Regions from separate parts of the Homo sapiens genome. Here region 1 is linked to region 2. A link is an interaction called in ENCODE POLR2A ChIA-PET data of the cell type or tissue named here. Cell type or tissue: HCT116. All regions are shown on one strand. Links, peaks and the distances in the headings refer to the core of each region. The heading gives the core; the rest is flanking DNA. Region 1 overlaps BHLHE40-AS1 (BHLHE40 antisense RNA 1). Region 2 overlaps ARL8B (ARF like GTPase 8B).

The links. ChIA-PET counts read pairs that join two places held together with the same protein. Peaks named below come from ENCODE experiments on the same cell type or tissue, not always from the same donor. Only the 100,000 strongest peaks of a DNase experiment are listed, where the experiment ranks them.
Region 1: POLR2A ChIA-PET joins it to region 2 with 7 read pairs; 3 of 35 experiments call an interaction of 5 or more read pairs at or near these places.

What each region holds. Positions count from the first base shown.
Region 1 is chr3:4,961,740-4,964,659 of GRCh38, reverse strand. The region is part of intron 1 of BHLHE40-AS1 (BHLHE40 antisense RNA 1); the gene reads left to right. Among named protein-coding and RNA genes, the nearest start is that of BHLHE40, 16 kb to the left of the region's middle. In HCT116, for the core only: no CTCF peak of the experiment used is centred there; no DNase peak of the experiment used is centred there.
Region 2 is chr3:5,161,145-5,164,064 of GRCh38, reverse strand. The region is part of intron 1 of ARL8B (ARF like GTPase 8B); the gene reads right to left. Among named protein-coding and RNA genes, the nearest start is that of EDEM1, 25 kb to the left of the region's middle. In HCT116, for the core only: no CTCF peak of the experiment used is centred there; DNase peaks (open chromatin) are centred at 1,774 and 2,764; H3K4me3 peaks cover 708 bases; H3K27ac peaks cover 1,641 bases.

The DNA of each region.
Region 1 (2,920 bases), core at 315-2,814, 200 kb after region 2:
ATAGAGTCACATCATATATAACCTTTGAGATGGACTTTGTTTCACTCAGTATAGTTCTCTTGAGATTTATCCAAGTGGTTTTGTGTATCAGTAGTAAGTTTCTCTTTTATCATTGAGTAGTATTCCATGATATGGATGTACCATAATTTGTTTACTTATTCACCCACTGAAGAGATTTGAATTGTTCCAATTTTGGGCTACTACAAACAAATCTGCTATAAAAATTTATGTGCACATTTTTGTGTGCATATAAATTTTCTTTTCTCTGAGATAAATGCCCAGGAATGCAATTACTAGGTCATTTTGTAATGTAGATTTTTTTAAGACACTGATAAACTATTTGCCAGCATAGCTGTACCATTTATTTATTTACTTATTTATTAACTTTTATTTTTTTAAGTTACTCAAGACTTTATTCTCCTGTTATTACTCCTCAGCTCAGTCACTCTTCTCTTCCCCACAATTCCAAAACTATGTTGCAGTTCTTTAAGGGTCAGCCCTCCTGAAGAGCTATTTTCTTATTCTGCCTACTTTGACTCTGTAAAATTCCAACAGGCAAAATAAAGGCTAAAAAAATTTTTTTTGCCTTTACTCATTTTCAAAATCTGTCAAATTCTCCTCAGCAGAAAATTAATTATCCCTTTAACTAATCAATATACAAGGATGAATGAGTAGTACTTTGGGTTACTTCCTTCTCTTCCTCCCTCTCTTCCAAATAGACTGAGATAAGGCTTCTCAGAACCATGGGATGTATCAGCAGTATAGAAAAGGGACAGTGCTGAATGAGTCAGCACCCAGTTCCTCCTACCCATTCCCTTCTATACCAGCTGGTAGGCTCCCATTTTATATTTCCCATCGCAATGCATGAGAGATCTAGTTTCTCTGCATCCCTACTAGCATTTTGTATTGTCATTATTTTTAATTTTAGATGTTTAAATAGGTGTGTAGTGCCAGGTATCTTTTAATTATTGATTTCTAATTTATTACTATTTGGTCAGAAGATACACTGTATTAGATTTTAATTTTTTGTTTTTGTTGTTCAGAGAGGGTCTCATTCTGTTGCCCAGGCTGAGTGCAATGGTACAATCATGGCCTCAGACTTCCAAGTAGCTGGTACTACAGGCATGTGCCACTGTGACCAGATAATTTTGGTATTTTTTGTGGAGATGGGATCTTGTTATATTCTTCAGGCTGGTCTCGAACTCCTGGACTCAAGCAATCCTCCTACTTCAGCCTCCTAAAGTACTGGGATTACAGATGTGAGCTACCATGCCCAGCCAGATTTTAATTTTTAACAGTTATTAAAACGTCTTTCATTGCCCAGCATATAATCCATCTTAATGAATGTTTTATGTGGGTTCAAATACAAACAAATGCGTATTCTACATTTGTGGTAACATTTTATAAAATCAGTTGAGTCAAGTTGGTTGACAGTGTTGCTCAAATATAATATATCTCTATTGGTTTTTTGCCTATTTGTCCTATCAATTACTGAGACAAGAGTCTTAAAAATCACTCCAACTATGATTGTAGATTTGTCCATTTCTTTCTTTTCTTTTCTGTTTTCTTTCTATTTTTTTTTTTAAGATGGGATCTCACTCTGTCACCCAGCCTGGGGTGCAGTGGTGCAATCATAGCTCACCATAACTTCAAACTCGTAGGCTCAAGCGATCCTCCCACATCAGACTCCCAGGTAGTTGGGACTACAGGCATGTACCACTATTCACAGCTAATTGTTTTTTTTTTTTTTTTTATGTTTTGTAGAGACAGAGTCTCACTGTTTTGCACAGGCTGGTCTTGAACTCCTAGCCTCAAGTGGGATTCTCCCACCTCAGCCTCCCAAGGTACTGGGATTAGAGTGTGAGCCACCATACCCAGTCAATTTGTCTGTTTCTGTCAAATTTTGCTTTTGCATTTTGGGACTCCATTCTTTTTTTTTTTTTTTTTTTTTTTTTTTGAGACGGAATTTTGGTTTTGTTGCCCCAGCTGGAGTACAATGGCATGATCTTGGCTCACGGCAACCTCCACCTCCCAGGTTCAAGTGATTCTCCTGCCTCAGCCTCCTGAGTAGCTGGGATTACAGGCATGCGCCACCACACCTGGCTAATTTTGTATTTGTAGTAGAGACAGGGTTGCTCCATGTTGTTCAGGCCGGTCTTGAACTCCCGACCTCAGGTGATCCACCCACCTCAGCATCTTAAAGTGCTGGGATTACAGGCATGAGCCACCGCACCCGGCTGGAAGTCCGTTCGTAATTGCATACACACTTAGTATTGATAGATCCTTTTGATGAGTTTCTCTTTTATCATTAATACTTTTCCTCTTTATCTCTAGTAATATAATTATTCTGAAGCCTATCTTAATATTAATATAACCACACCTGCTTTTTTATACTTAATGTTTGTGTGGTATATTTTTTCTACCCTTGTGCTTTCAAACTATGACTTTTTATATTGTATTTATTTTATTCTGTTTTTTAGAGACAGGGTCTCACTCTGTTGCCCAGGCTGGAGTGCAGTGGTGAGATCACAGCTCACTGTAACCTTGAACTTCTGGGTTCAAGCAATCCTCCTGCCTCAGCCTCACAAGTAGCTGGAACTTCAGGCGTGTCTCACCACAGCCCTGAAATGGGGTCTTGCTGTGTTGCCCAGGATGGTCTCAAACTCCTGGCCTCAAGCAGTTCTCCTGCCTTGGCCTCAAAGTGCTGGAATTACAGGCGTGAGCCACTGTACCTAGCCTTAAACTATGTCCTTATAATTTTGTATTTGTCAAGATCATATTGTTGGATCTTACTTTTATATTAATCTGACAATCTCTGCCTTTTAAGTGTTTAATATGTTTATATTTGATATAATTACTAATCTGAGTTAATTCTCCCATATTGGTATTATTTTCTACTTATGCCTTTTATTCTTTGTTT
Region 2 (2,920 bases), core at 307-2,806:
ACTGCGGGACTTGAATACGTACAGATTTTGATATACAGAGGGGGTCCTGGAACCAATCCCCCGCATCTACCGAGGGACAAAGTATAATAATATTCTATTCTTTATCTTCCTCTTCTTTACAATATTTATTGCAAACACATACATGATATTCAAATATGATATTCCCTTTACAGCACTCTCTCTTTTTTTCTCCCAAGACGGAGTTTTGCTCCTGTCGCCCAGGATGAAGTGCAATGGCACGATCTCGGCTCACTGCAACCTCTGCCTCCCGGGTTCAAGCAATTCTCCTGCCTCAGCCTCCCGAGTAGCTGGGATTACACGCGCGTGCCACCATGCAGAGCTAATTTTTGTATTTTTAGTAGAGACGGGGTTTCGCCATGTTGGCCAGGCTGGTCTTGAACTCCTGACCTCAGGTGATCCACCCACCTCGGCCTCCCCAAAGTGCTGGGGTTACAGGCATGAGCCATGGCACCCAGCAGCAGTCTTTTTAAAGTGCTAGAAAATATGTTCATAATCATTCACTACAGTAACATTTCAAGAATCATATATACAATGTTCATTTTCTCCCAATTTCAGAACACTATGGACAATCCTTAAATAATTTTGCAAAGATCAATAATTTGATCTGTTTTATATGCAAATTTGGATTTACTTCCAACCACAGACATAATTCCTTCCCAAAGGATTTTAGTTAAAAAGTACATGTTAAAAGATTCAGCGATATTAATACAGAAGCAGAAAACCAAAAACTGCATATTCTTACTTATAAGTGGGAGCTGGTCAGGCGTGGTGGCTCACACCTGTAATCACAGCACTTTTCGAGGCTGAGGCGGGCGGATCACCTGAGGTCAAGAGTTCGAGACCAGCCTGGCCAACATAGCGAAACCTTGTCTTTACTAAAAATAAAAAATTAGCTGGGTGTGGTGGCACACACCTGTAGTCACAGCTACTTCAGAGGTGGAGGTAGGAGAATCACTTCAACCAGGGAAGCGGAGGTTGCAGTGAGCTGAAATCACGCCACTGCACTCCAGCCTGGGTGACACAGCAAGACTCCGTCTCAAAAAAAAAAAAAAAAAAGTGGGAGCTAAACACTGAGTACACACAGACATAAAGATAGGCCCAACAAACATGGGAGACTCCAAAAAGTGGGGAGAGAGTAAGGACTGAAAAACTATCTATTGGGTACTGTGCTCACTATTTGGGTGACAAGATCAGTAGAAGCCCAAACCTCAGCATCACAAAATATACCCATGGAACAGACCCGCCCATGTTCCACTGAATCCATAGTAAAAATAAAAGATTCATTTGGGCAGTTAAGTCTTATTACTAAAGAATAAAGTTTCTCAAAACTTCAATGGATTTATTTTTGTTTCTAAAGAAAGTGCTCTTCTGTAATTATCACAGTGAATTAAGTAGCGTGCAAAAATTTTAAACTAATACTTCAAAATTCCTTAGTGATATAATTAATTAAGGCTTCTTTTACCTGATGGCCCAAATTCTCCCCATGGGCCAACATCCCAGATAAACAAAAAACTCAGAAATTATTTTTCTGAAGCAAATCAAATAAAACCTTCTACAAAGTCATAACATTCCAAGATTATCATTTCAAAACTGACACAATGTACAACAATACAGACTCAAACAAATCTAACTCTTCCAAAAACACTAGCCAGAAAGATAAAGGCAACCCTAGATTCTTCTAAGAACAGGCACCCTGCGTAGACTGTGGCCTGCATGCCAACATTTCATCTAGCTTACTAATCCAAATGGACTGACTGTGGCTCCAACCTGAGGTCAATGAGTGACATTCTCTTTCATCTGTGGCATCTGCATAGATGAAGAAGTGGCTATAGCTCTCATACTATGCATTTATGAACTCTGGCTCTAGTTATTCTAAGGCAGACAGGCCAATTGTAAAAGACTGCTACACAAATGATCCAGTCCAGTGATGAGCAGCTGATTTACACAGATGCATTTTGTGTGCCTTGACAGCATACACAGATAACGAATCTATAGCAAACTGATTTACAAACACCTATTGCTGTTCACTTTTTCCTGCGGTCTTATAAACCCTTAAAGCTACTTGTCTCTGCCTCTATGTACTCACTTAGCCATCAGTCAGTAATTCAACAATAAAAAGAAGAGAAACTAGGAAACAAACATACAAATATCACCCAATAAATATATGCTATGCAAAACAGAGGAGACTGTATGAGGTGATTGAGTATCCAAGAAGGCCTTTCTTGAAGTAGTGACATTTAAGCCCCTAAGGACTAACTTAAATCAACACATAACAATAGGAATGTTTCTGCAGAGTGCCTACCCACTGTGCTACTTGAAAATGAGTCAAGAAATCTAAATTTCAGTCCTAGCTATGTCACTTTTGATTATATTAGATACAGAGAACTCTAAACCCTCTTACTCAATCAGAATGCAGAGGTGTTGTCTCCTTTCTCCTTACTGCCACTTCTCCTAAGTGCCTATACTAGCTCAAACCTCAAGTGTTTACTGCTGGCTTTGCTTCTTTTCTTCTTTCCTGCTCCCGAACAGCTAGCCTTTAGATGAGGCAAACAAACAGACCCACTCAAACCCTTAAGATGAAATATTTAACTCTTAACTGCTGTGCTGTTTTTTGCAAACCACTCAAACATTGCCTCTCTGATGTCAGTGGGGCTCTTGATACACTTCAGACTGAGGACCACACCTTAAGGCAAGACTGCAAGTTTCAGTGTTAATATTGCTGGGTTTTTGTTTTGTCTTTTTTTGATGTTGCTGAGTTTATGGTAATCTGGCAAACAATCAGATTTGCCTTATGGGACAGGGGCTGAATCATTTATTTTTTCAAGATAACTAGTGGTAAAGGCTGGTACAGTGCCTCACCCCTGTAATCCCCGGCCGTGGGAGGCCAAAGTGGGTGGAT